5 separate regions of the Mus musculus genome follow, and regions 2, 3, 4 and 5 are each linked to region 1. Evidence: chromatin loops called from intact Hi-C (ENCODE). Cell type or tissue: heart. All regions are shown on one strand. Each heading gives the region's core, and the rest is flanking DNA. Links, peaks and the distances in the headings are about the cores only.

What was found. A loop is a pair of places that touch in the nucleus more often than their neighbours do. Peaks named below come from ENCODE experiments on the same cell type or tissue, not always from the same donor. Only the 100,000 strongest peaks of a DNase experiment are listed, where the experiment ranks them.
Region 2: it touches region 1 in a loop (10-fold over the local background); 15 of 42 quality-filtered maps call a loop at or near these places.
Region 3: it touches region 1 in a loop (2.6-fold over the local background); 4 of 42 quality-filtered maps call a loop at or near these places.
Region 4: a loop joins it to region 1, with 4 times the contacts of the local background. A loop is called at or near these places in 5 of 42 quality-filtered maps.
Region 5: a loop joins it to region 1, with 2.2 times the contacts of the local background. A loop is called at or near these places in 15 of 42 quality-filtered maps.

The regions. Positions count from the first base shown.
Region 1 is chr2:14,601,017-14,606,996 of GRCm38, forward strand. Cacnb2 (calcium channel, voltage-dependent, beta 2 subunit) reads left to right here and starts at 3,290. Exons shown (of 14, transcript NM_023116.4): 1 at 3,290-3,542. The coding sequence starts at 3,435. It overlaps Gm32741 (a long non-coding RNA gene), which reads right to left and starts at 3,569. Exons shown (of 4, transcript XR_374017.4): 1 at 2,560-3,569; 2 at 2,129-2,201; 3 at 367-429. In heart, for the core only: CTCF peaks have their summits at 3,233 and 3,473; a DNase peak (open chromatin) is centred at 3,215; H3K4me3 peaks cover 3,643 bases; H3K27ac peaks cover 3,567 bases.
Region 2 is chr2:14,674,548-14,680,527 of GRCm38, forward strand. All of the region lies in intron 2 of Cacnb2 (calcium channel, voltage-dependent, beta 2 subunit), which reads left to right. Among named protein-coding and RNA genes, the nearest start is that of Gm32741, 73 kb to the left of the region's middle. In heart, for the core only: a CTCF peak has its summit at 2,555; no DNase peak of the experiment used is centred there.
Region 3 is chr2:14,494,193-14,500,172 of GRCm38, forward strand. Slc39a12 (solute carrier family 39 (zinc transporter), member 12) reads left to right here. Exons shown (of 13, transcript NM_001012305.2): 13 at 229-785. The coding sequence ends at 357. Among named protein-coding and RNA genes, the nearest start is that of Gm13266, 15 kb to the right of the region's middle. In heart, for the core only: no CTCF peak of the experiment used is centred there; no DNase peak of the experiment used is centred there; H3K4me3 peaks cover 649 bases; H3K27ac peaks cover 3,803 bases.
Region 4 is chr2:14,649,858-14,655,837 of GRCm38, forward strand. All of the region lies in intron 2 of Cacnb2 (calcium channel, voltage-dependent, beta 2 subunit), which reads left to right. Among named protein-coding and RNA genes, the nearest start is that of Gm32741, 48 kb to the left of the region's middle. In heart, for the core only: a CTCF peak has its summit at 3,161; no DNase peak of the experiment used is centred there.
Region 5 is chr2:14,660,061-14,666,040 of GRCm38, forward strand. All of the region lies in intron 2 of Cacnb2 (calcium channel, voltage-dependent, beta 2 subunit), which reads left to right. Among named protein-coding and RNA genes, the nearest start is that of Gm32741, 58 kb to the left of the region's middle. In heart, for the core only: no CTCF peak of the experiment used is centred there; no DNase peak of the experiment used is centred there.

The sequences.
Region 1 (5,980 bases), core at 295-5,294:
ATAAGGAAATTGGCCATATAGAAAGCATTTAATACGTTTTCTAAACCTTCTTATTCTGTTTTTATCCTGATTTTACATTGTTTAAAAGACTCATATTTTGCTACTTTTTATATGATAACTTTTATAAGCCAGACAAATGTCTGAATGGGAAATTGTACTGCATGTCTAATACATGCTAATTAAATTAGCATGGGTTATAGAGGAAGAAATAATGTTTTCACAAGACTCATGATTAAGTAAGCGGTTGTCATCATGAGTTTACACAGTGTTTTAAAACCCATGAAGACAGACCATGCATCATTCATCCATTTATCCACATACTAAATGTTTTCTAACCACAGTGCACAGCAAATATGGAACACTGACCTCAGTCCTAAAGATAAAAGATGGTGACTCCAACTGGTGCCTTCAAGCAGCGTCTGCCTGGTGCTGGAAAGGAATATAACCTTAAAGGACTCAGTATCACAAATTATAGGAAATGAATATACCCTTTGACATTAGAACATTTAATTGTAAAGTTATTTCCAAAGTTGGTCTAACATTTTGTGGTCTCCGATGAAAAGATAAAATTCCACTTCCCAAAGGGCCATAATGAAAGAGGATGACAGATAATTAAGTATCCTCTAAGATATCAGGCTGATGCCATGGGAAAACATTACATCTCATTAAACCAGAATACAAATGTCTTCTAACACACCTGAGATACCCATAGTTTTATAAAACAAACAAACAAACAAACAAACCCAAACACTTTAAAACTCATCACTCATATTCAACAAGCATATAAATTAGTTTCTAAGTATGCCCAAAGGGCCTGTGACCTGATCTGTATAGGCTGTGGTCACTTGGAGGCATAAATAGGCTCCTGATTTATACTTTATATTAATTACATATTGAAAGAACTTAGAGTACAATTACTGGGTTCTGAATGTACCCCAAGTGACAAGTGTGGTTCGCACAATACAGAGTTTCCAGTATAGTAGATGTAGTCCCTGAGACTTTACAGACCCAAGACAGCTACGTTTTCTTAAAGAAACAGGGTCAGGAGAGTGAGCATACTGGCAGCAGACCATGATTGATGGTAGATTTTAATTGGAAGTAAATATATTTAATTGCAAAGAAAAACAGTGTTTTTCCAGTTTTCACACACATATATATGGCATGGTCAGGAATAACTATAAAAGCATTGCTAATTGTCATAAATGAACTTAACAAACCCCTAAGCTCCCATGGCTGACATGGTCATAAAAATAGAATCTCATACCCTAAACTCACAAACTCTCTGCTCCTTGCTTTTTTACTTTTTTTTTTTCTCTACAGAAAATTGATACTTTTTTCTTTTTTAAAAAATTAGATATTTTCATTATTTACATTACAAATGTTATCCCCTTTCCTAGTTTCCCCTCCCAAAATCCCCTATCCCCTCCCCCCTTCCCCTGTTCACCAGCCCACCCATTTCTGCTTCCTGGCCTTGGCATGCTCCTATACTGGGGCATAGAACCTTCACAGGACCAAGGGCCTCTCCTCCTATTGATGACTGACTAGGCCATCCTCAATTACATATGCAGCTAGAGCCATGAGTCCCACCATGTGTTTTCGTTGGTTGGTGGTTTAGTCCCAAGGAGCTCTGGGGGTACTGGTTAGTTCATATTGTTGTTACTCCTATAGGGCTTCAAACCCCTTCAGCTCCTTGGGTTCTTTCTTTAGCTCCTTCTTTGGGAACCCTGTGCTCTGTCCCATGGTTGGTTGTGAGCATCCACTTCTGTATTTGTCAGGCACTGGCAGAGCTGCTCAGGAGACAGCTTTATCAAGCTCCTGTCAGAGGTCACCCCCTCCCCCAGGTAAAAAAAGGAAGCTAATACTTAGGTCTTAGTTAACATTAGTAACATGTAATCCAAATGGCAATAAGACTGAAGATTTGGAAAACCAACGGCACTTTGTATATGCTTAAATCTTTAAACATACCGAGATCTGTTTTTTTTTTTTTCCTTCCTTTAAAAACAAAAACAAAAAAATTCTGGCTCAATCCAGTGTATGGTAGACATCTGCTTAATGAAAACAGCTCAGTTTAAGAAGAACACGGTACTGTATTTCATCATCATAGTCAAACACAGTATACAAAGTTTACCTTAGTAAAAGGTCTCTGTGTGTATTTCAGCTTGCACAACTGTTATACTTTGTTTCTGCTCGGTGAGTGCTACCTAGAAAATTTGTATGTAGATTTTTTTTTCAGTGCAAGAAAGGTTGTCAAAGCAAAGCAGCGTCTTATGAGCAATACTAGAACGGAAAATAATTCCTTCTCCTCCTCCTCCTCCTCCTCCTCCTCCTCCTCCTCCTCCTCCTCCTCTCCCTCCTCTTCCTCCTCCCCACTCCTTCTTCTCCTTCTCATCGTCCCCCTCCTCCCCGTGCCCCTCTTCCCCTCCCCTCCTTTTAGTTTCTTTGTTTTTAATTGAAAGCTCACACAATGTACTCTGATCATGGTTCCCCTCCTCCATCTCCTCCCTACCTCTCCACCCATCCAACTACAAGCGAACCATTATTCCGGTTTTACCCTCTTACCAAGAATTTCGGGGTCCTTAAAAACCTGCTTATTTTTGTCTCAACGGTTACACTAAGACTTCTCAACTGCGGGGAGGGGGTGCGCTGGGGGCGGGAACGATATAGTCTGCTAGCAAAGACAAGCTCCTAGCAAAGACAACAAAAACAAAACAGGCCATCACAAACCAAAAAGCTAGGGCACAGGTGTAGTAGAACCAATTGTCAGGTCAGGACCATGTGGGAGGAAGTCTTAGTTCATCACTGGCACTTGTTTTCTGACTCCTCGAGTGCTTTCACTCATGCTTTTGCAGAAGTTCGGGGTCTGTCTGTAGCCTTTTTCGAATCATGGAGAGTTTCAGTTTAGGGTCTAACCCTGTGGATCTTTTTCCTCCTCTGGACTCCAGGAAGAGGAGGTGAACTGAGCAGCTGGGCCAGTTACCTCCCTAGGGAGCTGCGACTGGCTGGCTTTCGTGGCTTCGAAAACTTTCCAGCGCGAGTGCCACGGCGACGGGCCGCAGCTGAGTCGGAGCCCACGCGGCCCGCGCCTCCCGCGAAGAACTTTTCGGAGTGGCGGTGGTTTGTCACTCTCGCTTTCCGACGCGCCTCCCCCCTGGCTCGTGCTCCCGGAGCGCCCTCCTCCTGGCGGGGACCTTCCCTGGAGCCAGCCCGCCCAGCAGTCCCAGCCTCCGCCGCTCGCGGGCCCAGAAGCTCCAAAGAACTGGCGCCCCTCGCCCCGGCCACCCAGCCTCGTGCCTGCGCCACCGCCTAGTCTAGGCTTTGCAACATGCTTCAGCGGCGTCGCGCGCACTGAGAGCCTCCGATCCTGGGGCGAAGAGGAGCGGGGGACCCGGGTCGTGGAGGAGGGGACCCGCAGCCTTGGAGTCGACTTTTTGCCGATGGTCCAAAGCGACACGTCCAAGTCGCCTCCCGTAGCGGCGGTGGCGCAGGAGAGCCAGATGGAGCTGCTGGAGAGCGCGGCTCCCGCGGGGGCGCTCGGAGCACAGGTAGCCACTGCGCCGCGCCTTCTGCTGGCTTTGTGAGCCTCAGAGCCCCGACCTCAGTCCCTCCCGCTGCCTCCTCTCCCTCATCGCGAACCGCGCCTCCCCCTCCTGCTCCGGTCTCCTTCGCCACCTCCTCCCGCCCATCCCGGTGCTGCTGGGGGACCCTGCCCCTGCGCGCCTTCCACGGGCTCTGCTCCGGCTTCCATTTTTTTGTTTGTTTGTTTGGTTGGGTTTTTTTGTTTTGTTTTCTTTTGATTTTGCCCCCTTTGCTTTCTGAAAAGCCAGTGGGAAGGGGCGAGGACGACCTGCCGCTCCTCCCCGGCTTTTCCCGGGCCACGCCGCTTGGCTGTCCGCGCCCCTGCCCTGGAGAAGCACATGGAGAGCCATGGACCAGGCGAGTGGACTGGACCGGCTCAAGATCGTGAGTCCGGGCGGGCGGGAAAGGGATCCGCATCCTGCATCGCTGTTTCCGCCGCTGCCTCTGGTGGTCTCTATTGGGAGCTAGGCAGGGAGGTGAGGTGTTATGCAGGGGTCAAGGTGGGCGTGGATCCCCTTGCCTTCTCCCCGGAGAGCAGCCCCAACCCCCCTCAGCACCTGGGGCGCTGTGCCACCCAGACAGTTCAGCTAGCTGTCCTCTTTCCAGGGTTTGCCTGGACCCTTGTTTCTTTGCTGGAAGAAGAGAGCAGAGTGTTGTGGGTGAGAAAGTTTTTGTTTCTGTTTACCCCGAAATGGCATGCCATTCTAGCGGCTCCTGGGTTCCTTTCTCTGATGAGTATTAGCGGTTTCTGGAAAAATTCTGTCCTGCTGCTCATTGTGAAATAGGAGATGTCGGTTGTAGGCGTGGAGTGTGATAAGGTGGCTTTTACGTAAAGCCTTGGCAGGTACAGTTGGGATTCCAGACACCCCCAGATCTGGGCGGAAAGGAGTTCCTCAACTTTTATTCTTGGGGTAAAGCCTTCAAACCTGACACTTGAACTACTTGGAGAGTGCTGGGAAGAGGTTAGGGTGAATCCAGGAAGAATATTTCTCCTCTGCTTAATGGCTTTGGCTTGCTCATGTCAAGTCCATATTTGCCAGATGGTAAATTGTGATATTTGTATGAATAATAATACATAACATAAAATACACTGGGACGAGGTCTTACTGTGCAGTAGAGGGGTGGGAGTGAGGCGGTCCGAAAAAGGTCACAAATATGTTGCTGCCGCTCTGGTAGACAGCAACAGACAGCAGCATTTCTGTACTGTGCCGATGGTAACCCCATGTAGTATAATTCAAGCTCTGCTGAGCCCCCCACCCATTGTGTGTGTGTGTGTGTGTGTGTGTGTGTGTGTGCACGTTTGCATGCTGCTACTGATTTACATGTGTGCTAATGTGTGTGCAAGCTGAAAGCTTGTGGGTACCAGTTCAGAGGGTAAGTTGCAGAAGGCCAAGGGATTCTCTTTAGATATGTGGATTTCAGGAACTGAATTCAGATCTTCAGGCTTCCTAGCTAGTGATGTTACCTGCTGAAGCCTTCTTGTCGACTCTTTATTGAACTTTCATTGACCACTGGAAACTGCCAGTTCTAACTTAGAATGCACAATTTACATTGATTAGCAATGGGGGAGAAGTATAGTCTACTTGGGCTTACAAATCAGAAGTCCATTTCTTTTGTGGTGGTAAAACAGGTAGGCTTCAGCCAGCCTGAGTTTGGCTCCCAAGCCCAGTGGAGACCTGTAATTAAGGAGAGCCCTCTCGGCCAGGCCAGGTTCTGCCAGAGGAGCGGAATTTGAACCCAACAGGGCTCACGTTTGTTTTAGGCTCCTGATTTTATCTTGATACTTGCTTGCCAGCTGAGACTAGGGTAAAAGATGCACGGAGAGGCCTCTCAGCTGTGCAGAGATGAAGGGCTTGAATATTGAGGGAAGAAGGAAATGGAAGTCTATCTTCTCCTGGAAGTTTCTTCAGTTGTTTTTTTTTTTTTTTTTTTTTCTGTAAAGTTTTAATTCTCGTGCTAAAAATAAAGTTTTTGAAATCTTGTTATTCAAAGTTAGTACTGATAAGTCAAAAGAAAAAAGTGATTATATGCAGATACGAGTAGTAATTTACCTAATTATTTCTAATTAAATGCGAGACAACAAATACCCCGTGTACAACTGCAATTGGAAATTAATCTAATGTGAACAGGTACAATTTTCACCCTTCAAAGAATTTATATCCCTGTAGTTACATAAGTGACAAACGGGACATTTGTGTGGGTGGGGGTACCCAAGAATCCAAGGAGTTAAAAAGAGTAAAGGCCACAGTCTAGAGTTATCTGCAGTACTTGACAGGGGAGGTGGCATTTAAAAAGTGCTAGATTTCAACAGGAACTTTGAAAGACATAATGGGAGCCACATACCATTATAGGAATTAGAGTCTTCTCTATGGGATGCATTTGTAATCTCTAGAGTTAGCAGAAC
Region 2 (5,980 bases), core at 630-5,629, 74 kb after region 1:
AAAAAACCTCAACATAAAACCAGATATCCTGAACCTGATAGAAGAAAAAAACAGGGAATAGCCTTGAACTCACTGGCACTGCAGAAGACTTTGTGAACAGAACACTATTAGCACAGACACTAAGATCGACAATGAATACATGGGACCTCATGAAACTAAAAAGCTTCTGGATGACAAATGACACCATTATTTAAACAGAGTGGCAGCCTACAGAATGGGAAGAGATTTTTTTTCCAATTACATATTTAACAGTGGGCTAATATCCAAAATATAAAAAGAACTTAAAAAACAAATATCAAAGAAATAAGTAACCCAATTTAAAATGTGATACAAATCTAAACAAGAAATGCAAATGACTGAGAAACACTTAACAATGTTCAACATTCTAAGCCATGAGGGAAATGGAAATCAAAACTACTTTGAGATTGCAGCTTATACCCATCAGAATGGCAAAGATCAATAAAGTACATGGCAGCTCATGCTGGTCAGGATGTGGAGTAGATAAAGGGGATACTTATTCATGGCTGGTGAGAGTACAAACTTGTATAGCTACTGTGGAAATCAGGGTGGCAGTTCCTTGGGAAGACGGTAATTGCTCTCTTTCTATATATACTACTCTTGGGTATATACCAAGGAACACTTCATCCTACGAGAGACACTTGCTCAGTCATGCTCATTCCTGGCTATTCAACATAACCAGAAACTGGAAACCACCTAAGTCCCTCAACAGAAGAAAAGATAAAGAAAATATGGCACATTTACATAATTGAATATTACTCAGCTGTTAAAAAATGAAATTTGCCAGTAATTGGATGAAACTAGAAAAAAAAATCATCCTGAGTGAAATAACCCAGATCCAGAAAGACAAAAATGGAATGTATTTGATTATATATGGATGATAGCTATGACCTCAAAGATAAGCAAGCTGTAATAGAACCACAGAGGTTCAACTCTATATAGTAAGACATGGGAGAGGGGAGACAGACAGCTCTCCCTACGGAAGGGAAATAGAAGTTAAGAGTGGATGGGGGTGGGGATACTGGAATGGGAAGATCATGTGGGGCCAGGGAGGGAAGAAAAGGATAAGGGAGAGACTATGGAGAGAGACATCTAAAACTAAAAACCATTTGAGGGGTAAAATGGAAACCTATTATAGTAGACACTTTATAAAATATGTAGATATATGAAGGGAATATAGGTGAAATCTCCTGATAATTCAGGGGACGGATCCCAACCTGGACATCTCTTGTCATGAAATGAATCTTCTAAGTGGGCTTAGGTTACACTAATTGGGTTGTTGGTGAAAGGAAACCCATGGGAATCCCCAAATAACACAGGCTCCTTCCAAGACTGTAGGTTGCTCTCCATAAGCTGATAGCAAGGCCCCACTGCTGAAGACAACACCTATATGGCTCCTTGTACTTGGAGAACTTGAGCTGGTGCCTACATAAAGTCATTATACTACATATTAGTGTCTTTTGTACAGGAAGGTACTCTGCACAATATCAAAGGAAAAATGTAAACACCAACCCAGCCCCAAATCATTTACCATTTACAATGCTGTCCTGCCTGCTACATATCCTGGCACACACACACACACACACACAATGACACAAAGCTTGTGGAAATATTTAGATTGACAAATCTGATTTGACTTAAGGCACACTCCATGGGACAGAACCCATACCTGGCATTGCTTGTGTGATTAAAAAAATAATAAGTACATATAGAATGTTTAAAATTACCCTTGTCATGTCATGCTATTTATTGTTTGGAGCGTGGATGCTCATGAACATATAAAAGTGATTCATAACATGATTGGTTTACTTTCTAAATTTTAACCCTGAAACATGTTTCTTTTACATTTTCCTGCTGTAAATGTGTGCTGTGTGGTGAATCCCCCTTTGAAGGGCAGAGGAAATGCTGAAAGGCACCCACACAATACTTTCAGGATACCCTAGAATGAAGCAAGTGTTCCTGCCTGGACTAAATTAAAATTAAAAGCCCTTACTGCAGTAGCCATTTACTATCTTGCCAGGGCTGATAAAACAAATACGTAACAGCTGTCCAACACAGAAAATTCCAGTTAAGATCACTCACCACCAGCCCGCTGAGTTATCCTGCAACTAAATAGCTGTCAAATCATGGTGAGAGTCCAGGAAAGTGGATGAGGGTGAGAGCACAGAACTGTAGCTTCTAATGGCACAATGAGAAAGGACTTTGATATGACAAAAAGTGATATTGTCATGCTTGTGTATTGTGCCTGATGTCCCATGTCTCATCTACTGGGAGGATAACCTGCCTGATTGGATTAAAGAAAAAGTAGGATTTCACACTAATAACTAAAACTGCAGTACTGGGTCTTGCCTAAAGGGATTTAGTTTTGATAGAAGAACTAGTGGGAACTCTTTGGGCCTATTGTTTGTGACGTGCTAAGTCTTCAGTGTTAAAAATGAAGACAGGTTGGTAAAAGATCGTACCTCCATGCCCACACCTAGATTTGAGATGTGGCATTTCACAGGAGCAGCGACATCTAGTGTTTCTTCCTGAGATAGCAGCGACTCTGAATGAAGGTCATGAATTCAGGAGCAGCCTACCAACCAACTTGGACTACTTCTCCCAGGGTCTGACTTTGACGATTTTTGAAGCATATCACATTCATCTAAGTCAGGGAACCTGGTTTATTCCATATTTTTATAACTGTTCTGCAGAGCTGCAGGGTGGCCAGACATTTTGCTTATGTTCTGGCCCAGCGCCAGCAAGTTCAGAGCTCAAAGGCCCCCTGAGAACTAGGCATTTCTGGGATGAATCTAGAGATTTGCAAAGAATATTAAGTGAGCATAAAGCTACTTTCCATTAAAAAAGGGGGCCCAAGCTAAGCCCCAACATTTTCTCTAAATACATTGTGACACAGACAATTGTTTTGAATTAGAAGTGATCAGAAAGATCTTAAAAAATCAAAATGAAACTCACCAAAAGCCTTTACTGTTATATGTAAAGTACTGACTGTACTTTTCTAAGACAACTTTTTCTAATGCTTGAAATGTCAGGACTATGTATCATTTTTGTACCAACTGATGAATCCAATGCTTGAGAAACAATAAAACCCTTTCCAGGTGCCTGTAAATTTCCCCTGCAACCTAAGCCTCAACTGCAGAGTCTCAAGGCTGTACTTGAAAGCGGCCTGCGTTTGGGGATTTAGTCTAATATTGGAGACAACTTTGAGCTCTTATTTTTTCTTATTTAGATCAGTTGGTGGTGGTGTGTATGTATATGTGTACATGTGTGCGTGTGTGCATGCATACATGTGTGTGGGGGGGGAGGGTGGTACATGAATGTGAGGGTGCAGACGTACATTCATGGACACACATGTAGAAGTCAGAGTAAATCACTTGAGTGTCTATCGCTCTCCACTTCATTGCCTTAAACCAGATTCTCTCATTGCTATTTTACTTAGGCTAGCTGACCAGCAAGCTCTTAGGATTCACCCGCTCTTATCCTGTAATACTGGAGTAGCAGGCAACTGCAGTCATGCTTAGCTTTTTGTTCTGCCTTGTTGAGATGCTGGGGATTCAAACTCAGATTGCATAGCAAGTGCTCTTATACACTGAGCCATCTACTTAAAGTTTCATAGGTCAATTCTTGATATCCATAGAACTGAAGTGTGAGCTTAGGTACCTCTGGGGTCCCTATGTACTGTCATTCTACAGTTCTTGCTTGTTAGTCTAAAGTTCTCCTGTGAGTGCTTCAGTGTGTACATCTGGGTGCCACAGTCTTATAGAGGGAGAACTTCCATGGACCTTTAGTTCCCTCTGTTTTAAGTATAACAAACATAAGTGCTAATTTTTCTTAGTGGGCATTCCCTTTTATTGCAATTCTGGCCACCTGTGCTAGTTAGAGATGGCAGCAACACAGTTCTCTATCTCTAGAATGCCTCTATCTCTGTGGTTTAAAAATAGACAATGGTTACCAATAACAAAAGCTAATTTATTGATTGTAGCTATTGGGGGAGGACAACAAAAGCTAGAGAGCCATTTTCTAGAACTATGCTTTTCTCCCACACCCCCACATGCAATTTAAAGAAATCTATTCTGTGAAACTCAACCATGCCTTAAACTCTCCGAATTCCAAAACAGATAGAGATCTCTGTGAATTGTTCATTGTAAGCAAGTAGATGCAGACACTATGGATTATTGATTTCTGCCTGGGTAATAGAGCCACATACAATGCAGAGTCAGCCAAATTGGAGTGGATGTGCTGTCAATACATTTATATAATCCACTTATTAAGCCCAAGTGTACAGCTGCCCAGAGGTAGACCAAAGATCCTTCCTGAACTGCAAATGGAATGTCCATATCAATTCATTTCTTCATACAAACACTGAACAGACATTTGCTCAAGAGACTCTACCACACAGGCATGTGGAAAAGCACGGGTCAATGTATCTTTCTTATTACCCTGTTTTGAACAGCCAAGAAAGTTTCCTTTATCCATGGGTGCATGCTTTATTTAGAAGGTGTAAATATCATGTATCATGAAGTTAATAGTTCCAATGTGTCCAGAGTTTACCAGCATTATCAAAAGTAAGAAAATAGGGACCAGGTTACAAGGCCATAGATTTAGTTGGGAAGTCAATAGGATTCTCACTAAGAGAACAATATTTGAGAACAACTTGATGTGAATGATAAGTCAAGCAAACCTTCCAAGCAGGGGGAATAGTCATTGCAGAGGCCAAAGAGTGAGTGGAGTTTAGTTCCTTTTAGGTTTGTATCTTAGTGGCCAAGATACCTGACAGAAATAGCATGGACCCTTTAGAGGGTTCCAACCATGCTTCTTGAGCCCATGTACTTGGATGTTAGAAAATCAAGGCAGCAAGCGTGTGTGGCAGAAGAAATTCTTTACCTTATAGCAGTCAGGACACAGTAACAGAGGGACCTCAGGATAAGCTAAGGCACCTGAGGATGTATTCCCTGTACCTACTTCCTCCTGGGAAGTCATACCTCTTCTTGTCTCCAGAACCTGCAAAAGTAACTTCACAAGCTTAAAACCAAAGGAGAACATTTCATATTTAAGCCATGGAGAAGGATGCTTCGTGTGTTTGTCAAGGAGGCAGTGTGGCTGTATCTGAGAGTGAAGGGGATGAGGCAAGAAAGGGAACCAAAGCCAGTTCATACCTAAAACTTTCCTTGTCCCCAGGAACCCCTTTTCTTTGTACAACCCTCTATGGCAGAGGTTCTCAACCTCCCTAGTGCTCTGACCCTTTAATACAGTTCCTCATGTTGTGGTGACCCCCACCCATAAAATTACTTAGTTGCTATTTCATAACTATAATATTGCTACTGTTATGAATTGTAATGCCAGATATGCAGGATATCTGATATGAGACCTTATGGTGGTCATAACCCACAAGTTGAGAACCACTGCTCTATGGTCTCTCCATAGTGGGAACAGTTTTGAGATATGTTTGTCTTCCATATACTGAGTCACGTCTGCTTCATTTCCTTCTTTATGTTATGGTTTTCAGGACACCCTAAAGGTCTGCAAGAGAATTGAATTTCAATGAATGGTCTATACCAACACTTTGCTAACTATAGTCCAAGGAAGGCCACTATGGTCTAACTATAGTATCTATTTAATAGAAATACTTCTAGTTTGACTAATCTATACCAAATGCAAATCCTTTGTAAAAATTTATCTTACTGAAATCTGAAGCTATTTCAGTTACACAGTGTGGCGATGTGTCATTTTGACTAATTAATTCAGTCAACAGTCTATTCATTATGTCTAATGAAAGATTTGTTTTTCCTGATCTATTGATCATCATAGAATCTAGTTTCGTATGCTTGAAATAGGAAAATTATAGATTCTTTAAGTTTGCATTTATAAAATTATTTTGTGTGTGTGTATTGTTTATGTGAGTGTGTAGCATGCATACATGCATACATACATGCATGCCATGGTACCAATGTAGAGGTCAGAG
Region 3 (5,980 bases), core at 656-5,655, 110 kb before region 1:
TTCAGACATACGCCAATGAGAGTGTCCTTCCCACTACCAGCAAGTGGCTCCAGTTAGCTTACATTTCAAACTCATGTCAAGAATAGGAACTAAACATTGGGTAACTATTTGGGGAACATTGAAGGGTATTAAGTTCTGAATAACAGAATTGCTTGTGCTTTCCCACAAAGCTTTTCTCGGCAGTTGAATATATCTGGATCTTATTCTGGTTTCTTGTTCTTTTTTTAGCTTCCTGAAATGACTCATGTTCAGACACAACGACCCTGGATGACGTTTCTCCTGCAGAATGTCGGATTGGTCCTTGGCTGGTTTTCTCTTTTGCTCTTAGCTGTATATGAACAGAATATTAAAATATAAGTTAAGAATCTCTAATGGCTTCCAAAATGTAATTATCTGCTCATATCTCGTATCTTCCATGTTCTCTATGCCAATCACTAATTTGGTATTTATATTCGAGGCAAAGAATTTGTCATTTATCTTAACTTATTAATTCTGTATTATAAATTTTTAGAAATATATATATGTGAGTCTGGCTTGGATTAAAATCTTTATTTTTGTTTCTGACACTGTGATTGGCCACAATAATGTTTAGTGTTAGAAAATTCTTAATTCTAGTCAGCTGCAAAAATATTATTTCCCTACAAAAGAATGTTTATTCCTTATATTTGAAGCAGACATTTTTGTCGTTGTTTTTTAAATTGTTAATAATATATTGTTTTCTATGTGATTAGTAAAGCATAAGCAAATATAATTGTAGAAATGTAATAAAGGCTAGTTTCAATTACCTTTCTGAACAAATCCTCTCTTACAAGCTAGTACAACATGATCAGCTGGAAGAACCAAGCCTTGGTTCAGCAGTTTATGTAAATAATCCACTTGGGGAGGTCTAAAAGATACAGCAGAATATCCCACCTGTCCTCCTGTCAAACTCAGCACATATCTGTGGTAGGCAACAAGAACTGTAAACAAAAGGCAAAGTTCCCAAATCAATAAGGCAACAAAGAGTCGGGCAGAAAACCAACGACTCAGCTTTCACAGATTATAGAACAGGTGAACAGGTGTGTGTGTGTGTGTGTGTGTGTGTGTGTGTGTGTGTGTGTGTGTAATTTCACTGATGAATCATATGTTTGCATTGTTTCTGAGGTCACTTTAAAGAGGATAGCAGTAGGTGAATTCATGAACAAGGAACATTACTGATAACACAGAAAATTATTAAGATAGAAAATGACCTACTCTTTAGTCATTTTGTCCCTTAGAATATGGGTGCCTTCTATTTCTCTTAGTTTTTAATGGTGGATCTTGACAAGGGAAAAGGTTATTTTGTTTTTACTGTGACTCATGGCACACAGTTATGTATCTCCTACCTCTTACTCACCAACTGGTAGAAGTTCTTTGTCATGCCCCAACCCAAACATAGTCACTTAAAAAACACCTTGCTTTGATTTCAAAATAAAGTGGACTTGTCCAGCTGTCTTAGGTGAATGCTCAGACTTTGGGCTATTGTGTACAAGAATTCAGTGTACCTCAGGAACAACTTAACTATATAAGTGAGAATACAAGTGGCTGACTCCATTCTCAGAACTTCTGACTCTGTGTGTCTGAGAGAGTACTGAGACCTTGACTTAGAACTCCCAGGTATTGTTAAAGATGCTAGCTGTGGCCAGACTCTGTACACCATTGGTGAAAAAAGTCAGACAGACCTGGCTCTGAGACAGAACAGGTCAAGAGCTGTGTGTTTTTGACTAAGTTGCTTAAAACTTCTGTGCTTGGATGATTTTCAAAGAGCGAGCTAGACCTGACAAATAGAGCCTCAGCTTTCTGTTTTAGGCGAGTAAAGCAAATTGAACAAGCACTCCTTTGCACAGGACATCCTGGGGTAGAGGTTACAAACACAAAGTACCAGATATGATCTGTGGACGTGTTTTAATGCCCATGTTCTGATTTTGTTATTTAGCCTTCATTTATGCTAGCTTAATTGGAACAGCTGTGATGGATGACTGTGTTTCTGGTTCAAGGTTAAACAAACTAAATTAAAATTTGAGATGTGAGCTACTGACTCTATGACCTTCAGCTTTGAGTGATCTTGATGCTGGTAGGGTTGTGAATAGGGTGCAGCGGGGTTGAACACTGCCAGCTATCAGAAGGAAACATTCCAAGCCCTTCAAAAGCTTATCACTAGTGTTCCCTGATTGAAAGCAGAGACTGAGTCACTCAGATAGCATCCTAAGGGTAGTAGGGCATAGTAGCTTCTGAGGAACCTTTTTGGGTTCCCCTTTCCTCCTCTTTACCTTATCGTTGATTTGCTGATAATGAAAATTGTGTTCCAGGCAGCATACCATAAGTAGTCTTAGAATTGCTAAACGGGGCCAGGGAGATGATTCAGTGTAAAAGCACGAGCCACATCAACCTGTTAACTTGAGTTGGATCCCAAATCACATACAGAAAGTGAAATACGTTAGCATGCATCTGTAATTCCAGTCCCCATGCAGCAAGATGGGAGGCTGACTTAGCTTTCATGGGCCACCTCGCCTAGAATGAGACCTAAATGAACAAGTGAGACCTGGCCCCAAAGCAAAGTGGAAGGGGAGAACTAATTTCCAAACTTCGTACTCTGATCTCCATATGTATACTGTAGCAAGCAAGCATGTATCAACATTCACACACATGCTTACAGACACATACTTTTTTCAAAACTGTTTTTATTCCTCAAGATTCAGTAATAATAGTAAAAATATGATGACAGTTCCTTGCCCTCTGAAAATGACCTGAACTTAAATTTGGGTAGACTGACAGTGTTTTTCTTTTAGGGTAAACTGTTTTTTTTTTTTAAATCAGGTTTTTCAATTTTTGGAGCAGGTGTGTTTCCTAAGACTCAGTTGGGGTCTCTATTGTACTTCTGATTAGTGATTTGTCTGCCTCCTCCTCTTCCTCCTCCCCCTTGTTCTCTACCACCATCCTCACTACCCCTCCTCCCCCTTCTCTTCCCCCCTCCTCTTCTTCCTCCTCCTCGTATTCCTATTCTTATTCTTCCACTGAACCAGAAATGTTGCTGGGGTAAAATCAAAGAGTGGAACATGTATCTGTCTTATTTAAGCATCTATCATCTACTGACAGGTCTTTTTTTAGAGACAGAGGAATTGGCTCATGGTGTGGCTTTGTAAAGTCTGGGGAAATGGCTTCACAACTGAAGGCTGAGTTGACCCAGACTCTTAGGTAAATATGTCTATGAACTGTAGCCACTCCTAACTGCTCTGCCCTTTCCCAGAACCTAGCATTGCAGGTAAGACTTTGAATCTCTTTTTGAGACTCATTTCTCAAGACATAGCCCATTGACAATGTTCTTTCCTCTTTGGAGTGGAGATAAAGGACCTGGTCACAAGTGGTAATCACTAAGGTTAGTCTGTGCTCATCAGTTGAGTCATTAAGAATTCAGGTGCCAAAGTGAGATCTAGGTTCAAACCCTAGCCATACTTCTTGGAATGACAATTCCTTTTTGTCCATTAAAATAAGATTGTGGTGATGTCAGTATAAAATACTGCTTGTGAAACACTTAGCGCAGAGCCTGCAAAATATTAATAATGATTCAAAATATTTAATACCTCTCGTTGATATTTCCTTTTTCTGGTAGATTCAAATCTTTCTTAGTTCTGTATTCTTCATCAAGGAAAGGCTTTTTATTGGTGTGGAGTGGGGATTGAACCTTTTAAAAATATATTGTGCCCCTGGGCTTGAGGCATTACAGTAGAAAGCTTGCTTGCTTAGCATGTAGAAGGCTGTAAGTTCAATCCTCAGGGCTGACAAAAACATATTAAAAGCCATATCCTTCTATAATTCTCTTTAAATCCTCCAAACCAGCTTCTCCAGAGAGCCAATAACATACTGCAAATGTGCGTGTGCATGTGTGTGTGTCACACATGTGCCAGTGGGCTTCACCTTTACTCACATCTAGAGAATAAGAGATGGAGCCCCTTTGGCATGCCCTCCCTACTCTGCACACTCTCCCATATAAGCTCTATCACTCTGGTCATAATACTTACACTCAGCATGAGTCCTCTGCATTTACTTCTTCTCTCTCACAATATGTGAAAACCTATTATACTCCTCTGCAGTTATCCTTCTGAGAATGATAATGGAAGCTGGCTGAGAAGGATCTGTCTGAGGTCAAGGCTGTTGCCAACACTTGATTTTGACTCAAGGAAAACAAAACGGTAGTCCCACTGAACCTCTCTGTTCTCTGAAACCAGCCCCTCAAAAAAACAGGGAAGCAGGGCATTGGCTTGATGGAGCCCTGGTCTATTTAAATAGAGAAGTGTCCTCCAGCTGAGAGTACAAACAGCTTGTACTCCTAAGAAGGGTACCCTGGTCTGTAGAGGCTGAACATATACTCCAAGCAAACGTCCTTTAGTGTTGAGAAATAAGCTTTAGGTTATGGTGTACCATTTAAAATGCAAATGAAATGTAGGAGAAGTTTTGAGAGACTAAGAGATGGCTTTACTCTAAGCCAGGAGTGGGCTTAACTGGCCCCTTCCCATACACCACTACATATCTAAAATTCAATACATCCATCCCAGTATTCATGTCCCCAAGAAAAAAATATATGTCCTACAAGATCTTTCCCACATTCTGCTTAGCCACATTGCAAATTTGTAAATCCCTGTTGCTTTTCTCTCTTTATCATGACAAACCTCTTCCTAATTGTAAAGTGGCATGTGTGTGTGTATGTAATACACATGTGTGTATTACATATGTGTGTTGTAATACACATACTAGAAGGCAAAAATAAATGAAACAGGGATGTAGTTATAGCGGTCAAGGTCTAGGACCCTAGGTTAAAAGATTAAGATTTAATCATGGGATTAAATCTTCTCCCGTGCACAGTACAGCAGAGTGCAGTACCTATAGAATCAGAGGGGAATGAAACTGAAAAATCTTACAGTCCAGAGGACTCTCCAGTGAAAGACAGAATATGGGAGGCAAGAACCATAGAAGAAATGATCTGTTTAGAATACACAAAATCTGACTCCTGGCCAGATAACCATAAAACTCTGTTAAAGGCCTATATGAATCACTTCTTTTTATCAAAAATATAATGTTGGCTCTCATTGCAAAGTTACAAGGCAGTCAAAAAGACAAGAGAACATAGGTAAAAAGACAGTGCAAGAGCCACAGATAGGTTCAGGATGGACAGAGATGTTGGAGTTATTAGACTAGGAGTGTAAATTGGTGTAATTAATATGATAAAGCTTATGATGGAAAAATGGAGCATTTTTAAAGTGGAAAAGAGTGAGGTAAGCAGGACACTGTGAAAAATAAATAGCTGGGTGTACATATTGCAAGTTCCTGGAATGCTACTAACACTAAGAAAAGACAAATAGGAAGATCACCATGAGTTCAAGTCCAGCCTGCTTCACATAGTAGCAAAACAGTAAGAAATCAGTGTGTAAAAGGAGAAGAAGAAGGAGGAGGAGGAGGAGAAGAAGGAGGAGGAGAGAGAGGGAGAGAGAGAGTGAGGGGGAGAGAGAGGGGGAGGGAGAGAGAGGGAGGGAGGGAAGGAGAGAGGGAGAGAGAGATGGAGAGAGAGAGAGAGAGAGAGAGAGAGAGAGAGAGAGAGAGAGAGAGAGAGAGAGAGAGAGAGAGAGAGAAAGGGAGGAGAGCTGGGTAACTTCTAAGACACCAAAATCTGGAAACAGATACTCCTGCAAAGGCAAACTAGAGAATGAAAGTGTATTTGCCCTACAAAGACCCAAACTTTGTTCTACATACAGTTCAGAAAAAGGAAGCATTTTCCTACACATTTTTGGAGCTCCTTTGGTTTGCTAACTATATTTGAGTGTGCTCTTCTCAAATATTCATACTGCTGTCCTGGCACTCAGCAGAGATTCCAAAGCTAACCCTTGCTTGTCTTCACCTTAGATTTAATATTTTCATGTAAACATGCCATCTCCCATACAACTTGTTCATCTTGCTAGCAAATGCAAAA
Region 4 (5,980 bases), core at 644-5,643, 49 kb after region 1:
ATTGGGGGACTTTTTGCTAGAACAGGAGTATTTGTTTTTTCCCTCAGGTCCTTCTGGTTTGTGGCCACCCAGTCATGTTTAGGATGGCTTTCATCTCAAGGAGTGAGCCTTAAATCTAATCAGATATTGGTTGGTTATGTGCACAAGCTCTGTGCCAACATTTCTCTGGCACATCTTACAGTCAGGTCATCATTGTGGATTAAAGATGTTGTAGCTGGGTTGGTAGCGTACAGAGTACCTTCATGTATCATGAAGGAGTGAAAGCTCAAGGTAGGCACCAGCCTGACTTCTCTAAATATTTTAACAGCTTCATGCTGCCCACTGACTATCTGGAACTGTGTTAGCGCTGACCCTCACATCATACCTTTACCATGACCTTAAATCATTCTTATCCTTATTATGTGGAAGTGTGTAAGCAAATTCTTTTACTTGGGTGACCAAGCACACATGCCAATAGGTGATTATAACCTCAGATTTTGATAATGGAGACTGGTCAAGACAACCTTGAAAATATTGAACTTATTCCTGTGACTTGTCTCATAAAATGGACTTTATTTTCATGATGTGTTTTGACCCCATGGGTCATATAAATCAACACTCCCTGAATCCTAGAGGAGGATGCTGTGATTTTTTTCAATGCCTGAGAAAAGTTATGTTAACGATACTGTAAAGTTTTTCCAATTTCCAAACTGAATTTTACACATACTTAAGGAGCCTATGAGCCTCTTGCTAGAGGGACATTTGGACTTATCTCATATCTCTTCTTTGTGATGCAAGCCATAGGAAGGTAGAATATATTTTGTAAAATTAGTGGCATCCAGATGAAATATTTCTTGCCTAATGTCTGTCAGGTGTGGATAGTGTCTCAGCAGGTCTTCGATGGTTCTATGCTGTTTGTATTTTGTCAAATGAAGCACCCACAATTATGGTTTTAGCAGCTCTACTTGGTAGAGTGAAAAGCAGTTTAGATCACTTGATGCTGGTCATGATGTCCAATTTGTCAAAAGTTTGTTTCAGAAATAATGTCTGGTTTAAAAATGTTAGCTTTTATTCAGCATTTAAAGAAATGCATTCAAGTGCATTCTTGCTATGTGTATGGTCTCTAATTTTTCCCCCTTGAATTAAAAAAAAAAAAAAAACGGCTGAGAATAATGAAAACATTTCTTTAAATATCCAGCTATTTTGAAGGAGAGTTCAAGACTGTCTCGGGAATACTTTTGGGAGTTTGCTCTTTTTCACTTCAGTTATTTTAGGCAGTCATTAAACAGTTGTTAGCCCGTCTAGTAAGTTTATATGAAACTACATATTTTGAGACTTTAAATGCCACAGAAGATGTTCCAATGTAAACAGGGCAGAATAGATTTGGGGCTTCAAACGGAAGCACCCAGCACCATCCCTCATTCCAACTGAGGAAAGGCTCCCCAGGACAAGTTTACAAGCACAAGTTGACCCACCCTGGCTGATAGAGAGGATCTGGGATGATTCATATCTTCAGTCTACAAAGCGGGGCCAGGAAGGCCAGATCTCTGGTTCAAGTTCAGGGTAGGGAGCAGGGAGGAGAGCTAAATTGACTATGTTCTGTGGTTACAGACTGTGTCTCAGCCCTTAGTGAATGCCTCATAACTGCATTCCACTCATCAAAAGAGTGTGGATTATGAGCTGCTGGCTCCTGGCCAGTAGGACACACAGCAGTCCTTCAAGCCAGTGTTACAAGACTGGAATCTGCATGGACTGTGATGGGCAGAGGGGGCTCCTTCTTAGTGTGACCCCTACCCTTGGTGAGAAGCTGTGCTACCCACCTTCTCCGTGTGGCAGTCAAAGCTGAGACTGGCAAGTTTCATCCTAATCTGATGATCCAAAAGAACTCAGAAGTCCCTGCTATTCTGTGGACTTCTGTGAGCCTGTATTTACCCTGAGCATCTACCCTTTGTGTCTGTGAATACGATATTATATCTGCATTCTTAAAAGTAAATTTTAATCTGTACCTCTCCAAGGGCTTTTCAAACCTCTCTTATTTCTATCTCCTCTTATTTACAATCCGATTAGTAGCTGATCTGGGTAGAGCTTAACCCTTACTCAGTTCCAGCAGTGGTTTTTGCATATACTTTGTATACCTTATCTTATTGGACCCTTAGTATTACCTATCAAGAGAATGCTATTAGCAAACCCATCCTTTTGTACGGATGTAACAGAGGGACTCAGAAATTGTGTGTAGCCAACCATTTGTAAATTGTGTGTTTCAAAGTGGTCCCAGGATTTCCTTCCCCTCCTATACGAAGCTGTGTAGTTGCACAGGCCAAATACAAGAACAACAAAATATTTGGGCATCTGTGGGACATTGCTTTATTAAAGCAAGTCTTTGCTGTCCAGCTGTCATTTGTTGCCCCTGGTATCTAAAGTAAATTGGTCTGCCTTCTAAGGAGGACACTATAATACAATATCTTTAATATGCGTGCCCTTCTTTGCTTCTAGAATTGTTTAGGAAAGGCTTTATAATACTCATCCTTCAAACAATATTTAAATGACCAATATTCTGTCTTTCTGATTATTTTAGTAGAGTCTATTGATTCTATCCTATCTTAAGTGTTTCTTGCTGTGTTATTAGGTTGCTTCATGGAACATTTCTCCCCCTCCTTTTTCCCTCCCTTGCTTCTCTTCTCTGCCTCTTTCTGTCTCCCTCATCCCACTCCTCCTTCATTTTTTATCCCTCAGGGTACTATGTGATCCCTTGGTCTTATAGGCAGTAGAGAGTCATGACCTCAGTTGATGGTTGTCAGGACCAGGGCTCGTTACTGATCAGCCTGTGGCATGTTGCTCCTTTTGTGCTTTCATCATGAGCATGTGCACCTGGCACCTGGGATCACTCAGTAAATGTTTACTGAATAAGCAAATCCCTTCCTTCCCAAATTCATGCTCTGCCTATGCTCATAACCCACTCCAGACTTTTATTCTTAGTTCATGCTTAAGGTATATCAGTAGGAATGCTTTTGCCTGCATGGAACAGAAAGACCAGCTCAAGCTGGCATAAGCAACGGGGATTTTATTAGCTGACAGAAATGCTAGTCCAGAGATGAAGCAGACTGTGAGACACGCTCCCAGCAAAGGATCCAGCAGCCCTCCTTGTCATTCTCCTGGCTCTGTCTCCCTCTGGCTGATGGGAATCCAGATTCTCAGATTCAGCAACGACATCTAAAGTCTACTTAAAGAAGATTCTCTGCCTGGATGTTTCTAGAAACCTGTTCTCTTTGTGTTTCATTAATATGAGCTGGGTCACTTGACTGGTCCAGATTCATTCTCCAGGTCAGAAAACAAACAATGTTCAAACAGATCCAGCTAGACTTGTGTTCCAGACAAAAGACACAGAGATGGAATTCCACTGAGACATAAAAATATAGTCATGTAAAGTAGGGTCTCTTACAGAACATGATGGGAAGCCTGAATACATTTTGGGGTTCTGTTTGGCAAGGAAGGGCTGGCTATCAGTACTACTACTTCTAGCCCGAGCCAAACCTTCTTTTATATCTCTGCTAATGGATGCTCCTGCTTGAGGCCTGTCCATACTTGCTGGGAAATTCTACAACCCCAAAACTGTTCAAGATCCTGGACATCACAACAATGAATTACAACAGTCCCTCCCTTCAGTGTGTATGTCCTAATAAAGAGACAAGCTATATACTGCTATTGACCAGCATCCATTGCTGTGACAAAATACCTTGGGGGGGAGGGGGGGAAGAGATCAGCTTCCAGGGGGAAAAGTTTATTACATTGGCTATGGTTTCTGTTTCCAATCCATGGTAGGCCAGTGCCATTGCTGTGAGCCCATGGCATGGGTGGACACCACAGCAGGTAGCACATGGTGTTCAGTGGCTCACCTTTGGCAAAGGGAAGCAAAGAGATAAAGGGCAGAGTCAGGGCAAGATGTCTTTCCCAAGAACTCACAACCTCCTTGATCCAAGTTCTACCTACTACATGCTGCTGACTTTCAAAGGTACGCTTGTTACAATCTTGAAGACGTGTAACTTGATTGAAATTTGAATATGCCTCATTCCATTAATAAAAGAGGGAAGTTTGAAGTTTGCTTGGAATGACACATAAAAGAGCAAAATGCTTTAGGGTAAAACAAAACAAAATTTAAAATCCTAAAAAACAAGCCCTTTGGGTTGTTTTTGTTGTTTTGTTTTGTTTTTTGTTTGCTTGGCTTGTTTTCATTAGGAATGTTTTCAGTGCTATTTTGGTTGTACAGTATTGTCTCTATTCAGGTTAGCTTGTTCTATTACTTTCCTTAATAATATTTTTTAACTTAACTGAAAAATTTGCTAGTGTTATATATGATTAAAAAAACACTTAAAACTATTGAATTCACAATTTTTGCAATTATTTTTATTTCATAATTTCCAGTGACAGTTCCTGGTTGTTTCTATAATCTGAGATATGGACTGTTTAAAAGATAAATCAATGATAAATGGAAAATAAAAAAGAAAGGAGATGATAAGATGTTGGGAGGGAGGTATTTGCAGCCTAGGAGAGGTTAGAGACTGGGCTTAGGGGTGTATGACCAAAATACATTGTTTACATGTATAATATTTTCAAAGGATACATAAAGAAAACAAGAATAGATAAATAAACCAGATAAGAGACAAAGATAGGCAAGCTAGCCCACAAAACAAATGTACTCACTGTCTAGTTTTGTAAATGAAGTCATATTAAAGCATACACAAGGCAGATGGGGCAGTGGGTTAGTAACATCTGGAAACTGTCTCCTCATATCCTAATTCCTAAGGCAAAAGCCACCTGGAGCATCCTCACTGGGTTTTGCAGGACATCTGTGATTCCTGTATCAGATTCCCTCCCTGACCTACATGCTGGCTCTATGCAAGGGGATAAGCACTTAGCTTCTGTAGGACAAAACTGCCAGATGTGCAGTGAGTTGAGCTTGGTCACCAGCTATGGAATGAACAGACTTTGGTGGCCCACCAGGAGAGTTACTGTTCTGTTGCTTTGTACTTAACCACTAGTCTAGGCGGTTTATCTATATGGTCCTCCTTACTTGCTAGTATCATGTTTTTTCAAATGTCTCCACAAAACCCCAGCAACACACACACACACACACACACACACACACACACACGCGCGCGCGCGCGTGCGCGCACATGCATGCGTGCAAAAGAGGAGGAATTTCAAGATCTCTATCTTTGCATATGCTTTTGATTCTCAACATTTCTTTAACAAGTGACAGAATCTTGTATTACACAGCTGAAAAGAGTGATTAAAATGTTCTTTGTGGGCTGGAGAGATGACATGGCAGCTATGACTGTCTTTAGCTCCAGTCCTAAGGTATCCAATGCCCTCTTCTGTCCTCAGGCACCAGGCACACACATGGTTCACAGACACACATGCAGACAAAACCCTTCTACACATAGAGTTGAAAATAAATGTGTTTTAAATGCTATTTCGTTAAAAGGCTCTTTCAGCCACACACTACTCAACAGTTCACTGTTAGATTACTTTCTGTTTTGGAGGTAGTAGCTTGTTGCTCTGGATCTCTGAAAGAGAAGACAAAGTGAGCTTGGGTAGATGAAAGGAGCTAGTAAAAAACTTAGTCTGGCAACACAATAAAGGTGAAGTTGGAAGACAACATGATGTAGCCTGGCTAAGATATAGTGACTTGTTCTTGTGTAAGAGTAACCGTAAAGATCATCCCGACTGGTATAGAAGCCAAGCATCCTCTGGCTAAAGAGACCTCACTTGGAGTTGCTTTCCTATGGATGCATATGTGTACTTTTCTCTCTGGGCATCCATCTCTCCATCTTTTCATCTTGTAAACAACATAGGCAACAAAGGTTATGGTGGTAAAAGTGTTAAGCTTAGAGACTCAGAGAGACCTGGGTTCAAGTCACCTCTACCACTGACTTCAAGTTACCTCTCCTTTAGACTTTCATGTCTTTGACAGTACCAATGGACCTAACAATATGCAGCCCAC
Region 5 (5,980 bases), core at 381-5,380, 59 kb after region 1:
ACTGGGAAGGAGTTTAGCCTGAAGGTCAGAAGCTTGGGCCATTGTCTATGTGACTACTGACCACACTTCTCTTGTTCGGGCTGTGGACGGTGGTAACTTAGGGAGGAGCCAGAGTTCCAGGAGCATAAGGGAATGCCTACCATGTCATGAAGGTGAATTATCACCATCGGGGTTCAGACCTCAGCTTGACTGGAAACCAGCCTGTCTCTGTAGAGCCCAATGCCCACAATCTAACTCTTCCAGTGCTGTGATTTAGATAAGAAATCAAGGAGACAAGATTTAATGTAAATTTCTTGGTCTGGAGACATCTTTGACTGTCTTCTGGGTTGGTCATCATCCATCTTGAGATGAGCTCTAAGGAAAGGAACAATTGATTCTCAGACCCTGCTGGCCTCTTCCATCTATGAATATTTATCTTCCATCTATGAGTATTGATCCCATGCTACTTCTGCAAAGAGAAAAGCCAGTTTCCTGTTAACCTCCCCATTGTTCAGCCTGAAAGTTTTAGCAGACAGAAACAGTCACACTCATAGTTCCACTCTTCTCTCTTTTCCCCAAGTTATTCTGCCTTCTTTTTTCCCCTGCTGCTCAAGTAAGTTTTTCTCTTGCCCTCAGGCATGTGTAAGGAAATGGAGAAATTAGACATGGGCTGTAACACCCATTGCCCTTCAATTGCAGGGGAATATGCAGATTCTCCTATGAACTCTGAAAGGTGCACTTCCTGGAGTGAAGAGGTGCTCACTGTGTGAAATGCTAGACTTATTGGCAGGTGTCATAAGAACCAATAACATACACTTATGATTCAAAGTTTAAAATATGCATTTGAACAGGAGATAGCACATCTTAATAAACACTGTATTCTAGAGTACTACCAAGCATACTCATGCTACCAAGGATTAATGTTTGAGATACATTTAGAAAGCATGTGACACTCAAGTCAATAATGTAAACAGTGCTATAAATCTTCAAAATTATCTGTACCAATCCCTTTACCTCTTGAGGGGTTATTACTGTTTTTTTTTGTAAGATATTTACTGTGCTCATTATAATGAACAATAGCAGATTAGGCTATTATTCGGCAGATTAGACACAGTGGAAAGTTTAGCTTCATTTGTTATATAAAATATTATTGAGATTGGAAAGATGGCTTAATGGGTAATGTGTTTAGATCTCCAGAACTCAAGTAAAAGCCAGGAGAGTATTTCAGTTCACCTGTACTTCTAGTGTCCAAATAATCAAAGACAGGAGATCCTGGAGTAAGCTGGCTAGCTAGACTGCCTGTATCGATGAGCTCTGGGTTCAGCTAGACTGCCTGTATTGATGAGCTCTGGGTTCAGTGAAGGAGCAGAACAATGAAGAAGATTCCTGATACCAACCTGAGCCTCTGCATATACAAAGGTGCACACATGAACTCACATGTGTGCCAACACACATGCAAGCAGGAATAAATCACTCATATATACATATAAAAAGGAGAATGGTGTTATTATTTAGTACATTATGCTGCATATTATAAACATGTACAAATTTTATCTGTTAAAAATAGCTTACAAATTAAAAAAGAATCATTATTAGGAAGAATTTATTGTATTGGCAAAAGAAGAGAGCAAACAAATCATTTTGATGTCAGATGACATCATGCAGTTGTGTGTGTTTGCTGTGTGTGCTAGTTTTGTGAAAGGCTGAGGTTCATTTTAAAGCCATGAATTTAAAAAATGATGTAAATAGGAGGTGCATCTTTCTCATGAGAAGCACTGTAAAAAGTACAGCGTAACACAAGCCTGTCTCAGGAAGGAAGGTGCCTGTCTTATGGATAACTTCAAAGCAGTCGTCTCGAGACAGTGATCAGGGCTCTGATGCCATGACTCATTCTTCATTGTTTGGTCACTCCATTTGTGAAATTTTGATAGGTTAAATCTCAGTATGAAGAAAGCCCAAAGTAAATCTCTAGTTGTCGCAGCTACTGGAAAAGCAACTTTTACCATTTTAGAGACACAAGCAATACTGTTTTGAAAGAAAGAACCCAAGCTCAAAGTAATTCTAAAGAATTGTCAGCTTGGCAAGTGAACACTCATGTAGGAACCAGGGGTTGTCTTGAATGCCCAGTAAAATTTCATGCTATGAAACTACTGTTTCCTTAGATGACTGTGAAATCATTGTATCTCAACTGGAAAATGTACATGTTTCAATGTAACTAAAGTATGCAACGCCAAGCTAATCAAATGTGTTCTGGATCAGCTGCTGGCCCACTAGATGTGCCATGGGGCTCTTTCCCTTCCATGGGCTGGAGCTGACCTCACCCGAAGGAAAATGGAAATGTGCATCTTATTTCCATGTCCGGGAAGAACTGCCTAGCAAATCACTCTTCCTCAAAGGCACAAAAAATGTGGCTTAATTTGTCATCATTGTATGCTCTGGAAAGAAACTGTTTTATGGCAAGGCCAAACTTTTGAAGGATTAGTGATGGTCTTAGGTTGATGGGTGTGTTTCGTTGGGAGCTTTCTATCTTAATGTATATGTGTTTTTTTTTTTCAGTTTTCTAGAAAAGTCTTTTCTTAACTCTGCCTGTGTTCAGACTTTATAGCTGGAAATAGGAGTAGGCATGTGCTTTTCCAGATGGCTTGCTTGCTTTTCATCAGCTTGGTGGTTTCATAAGCTCATACCTACATTAGCATCACTTTTGAACTTACTACACAGACTATGATGGAAGCCATGAAGTAAACATGTTGTGTCTGCTGACTTTGAAGTATTTGTACTTTCCTTGGTTAAAAAGAACTGAGTGTATTAGCTGTCTTTTATTTATATACAGTGTGCCCAGATGTTATATTTTGAACTTATTGTTCTTTAATTAGGGCAACGATGTTGTTCATGGTGTGTGCATGTTTGTGTGTGTGTATATGCCTGTGTGTAAGTGGGATCCAGGAGCTCACACATGTTAAGCACTAAGTTATAGCAATAGTTCAAACAGATTTTTAAAGGGCAACATAATCTCGATCTCTTTCTAAGCTGACTATTACTTTGGTAAATGTAACAAGGTTCACAATATATAATCTGAAGAAAAATGTTTATATGACTTTCGTTTGGGGATAAGTCTCTAGCTCAGAAAAAGTCCTTGCTCAGGATACAGCACTGGGCAGGGGATGAGAAGCAGACCTTTTTTTAAAGTTTCAAATACTAAACTACTTAGAGCCATTGCATGTTTCACCTCTACCACCAAGCCTGACAACCTGAGTTTAGTCCCTGGGATCCATACAGTGGAAGGAGAACAACCAGTTTTGAAGTTGTCCTCTGACCTCCACACATATACACAGACATGTAAATAAGTAAATATAATACGTTTTAAATACTAAACTAGTTTGATATGCAAATGGGAGGCTACTGTTTTGTTATGGACAGAGGGTTAGAAGCTCTTCAGTCTGTCTGGAATGAGAAATGAACAGGAAAACAAGCCATTTTTCTTATGCTGTCAGAGTCAAAACTCATTTCTTAGGAGAGTTTTGCTAAAATTGGAGAAAGATTCCCCTCTGTGAAGAGAGGCCATCATAGCCCTCAGCTTAAAAGCAGATTGGCTCTCCTACTGTATGCTACATTCCTGTGGTTCCAACTGGGATCTGGACAGGGATGGGACCTAGTGGGCAAGCATCAGGCTTTTAGATTGTAGTGAAATATACCCCAGTTTGGGACTGCATTCAGTTTTAAGCCATTCTGTGTTTAATGGAAAGAGAGAGAAAGGGGGAGGTAAGAAAGGAGAAAGGGAGAGAGGGGAGAGGGAGGGTAGGGAGGCACACTTATAAAGTTTGCATCATGGGAGTCAACCTCATGTATACTGACTAATACTGTTACTTGTACACCACCAGTATGATCACCTTAAACAAATATGAAGATGTTTTCCACATAGAACGTAGGAATTTGCAGGGGTTCTTGTTGGATGTAAATGTCTACAGGCAATAACAAGAGTCATATGTAGTTATAAATCTGGACTTGAGTGTTACAGAAATGCTCAGGTTGTGTGTTGGCTCTGCTGTTGCATGTAAACTTGGTTGTTCCACTTCTTACGTGCAGTTTCCTTGTTTGAGAATTCAGTATAGTCAACAACTTTCCTTCCCAGATTTGTTGTTAGCATCAAGTATAGTAAGACCAATATGCTGTTATTAAGTCTCCAAAATTTAAAAGTAACCATTCCTTTCTCTCCTGACTCAATATCTCATCTTCATCTAGATGAGAACAATTATGTGCTCTTAAAATAGCTGAAATGTAATAAAATAATTATAATACAAACATATGCATACACATACACACAAATGTTTACATACATACACAAACACTCATACGTATACTTATAACCAGTACTAAGGGACCAAACCTAGGGTTTTCAGAAATGTTAGCAGGTGTTCTACCAGTGAAGTATACATTTTTAAGCATAGTATGTAAAGTAGAACACTAGAGTTGATAAGCGGTATAATTTTCAGACTCAGAGCATGTGGGTGAGATCATTGATCTGCCATCTCTTCCACACACCTCTGGACAAATTGTTCAGTCTTTGCCACTTGCTGCACCCTTGTGTACAAATGGGCATTACTGAGGTAAAGACTCGTGTTTACAGAGTTGTGAACATTAAATGAAGAGGCATCTGTAGCACTGGAATCAGGATGTATGAGTTATGACTCGCGTGTTAGTTACGTTTCTTATCACTGGGATTAAAATACATCGGATCTTCCTTCCCTTCCTGCTACCTTTCTTTCCTCCTTTCTTCCCGCCCTCCCCCTTCCTTCCTTTCCTTCTTTCTTTACCAGGAATTCTTTCATATCCTCCTGAATCTCTCTAGATCCTGCTTTGTCAACTTTCCTGAGTTCTTGCATATGTTTAACATGTTATTTTAGCAGACTGTTTATCTTCCAACAATGCAAGCCCAAATGGATGAATAGATGGGTCGCTTGGTCACATCTGGAGTTCCTTTGCCTTTATTGCCCAACAGGAAGCTCTGCTTCAGGCATAACCTTGAGTGCAATGGCTGAGTTGTTAGAGCATGCATGCTTTAAATTATTAGATTGTGTCAAATTGTTTTCCAAATACGTGTCGCATCTTTACACTCCAGACAGCAGAACATGAGCTCTTGGTCCTCTGTTGTCAAACAGATTTGGAGAGGTCAGTATGTGTTCCTGTTCATGTGGGTCTGTGCACATGTGCAGTGTACACATGTGTGAATCTGCACATGGAGTCAGACATCAGCATAGGGTACCTTCCTGGACTGTTGTCTACTTTGTTTGAAGCAGGTTTTCTCACTAAGCTGTCTGCTCAATGTGCTTGAGGGATCCATGTGTCTCCACCCCTGGCTCCCACCACTGTGCCTTCAGAGCACACTACCAAGGAGGCTTTATTTTCTGGGTGCTGGGGCAGATCCATTCAAGTGCTAATGATTATGCAGCAAGCACTTAATGATTAAGCCATTTACCAAGGCTTCTCCCAAGCCCAGAATTTCATTGTTTTGTTTGATTAACTCGCTTCTGTTTTTTGTTGTTTTAGGTTTTTTTGTTTTTTCATTGTTTTTGTTTGTTTTGAGACAGGGTTTCTCTGTGTATCTCTGGCTATTCTGGCACGTATTCCATAGAACGAGCTGGCTGGCCTAGAACTCACACAAATTCTTCTGCCCCTGCCTCTGAGTCCTGGGATTAAAACCATATACCACCAACACCCAGCCACCTTCTGTTTTTATAACTTGTTTTTATACTTTTTTGTGGGTTTTGTTCACAGGAACCCTTGTCTGTGCTTCAAACCTTGTGCTACTCTGTTTCTGAGTATGAGTTTAAATTGTAATGTTATCAACTTTAACTTTTTTCCTCTACTGTCTTTTTCATTTCTCAGCTTGCAAGAAAATGTTCCCTAATAATAGAAAGGCATAAAAACATTCTTCTAAATTTACTTGTAAAGCTTTCTGAATTATTTGCTTTTTTTTTTTTTTGAGCTATGAAAGAGGAATCTA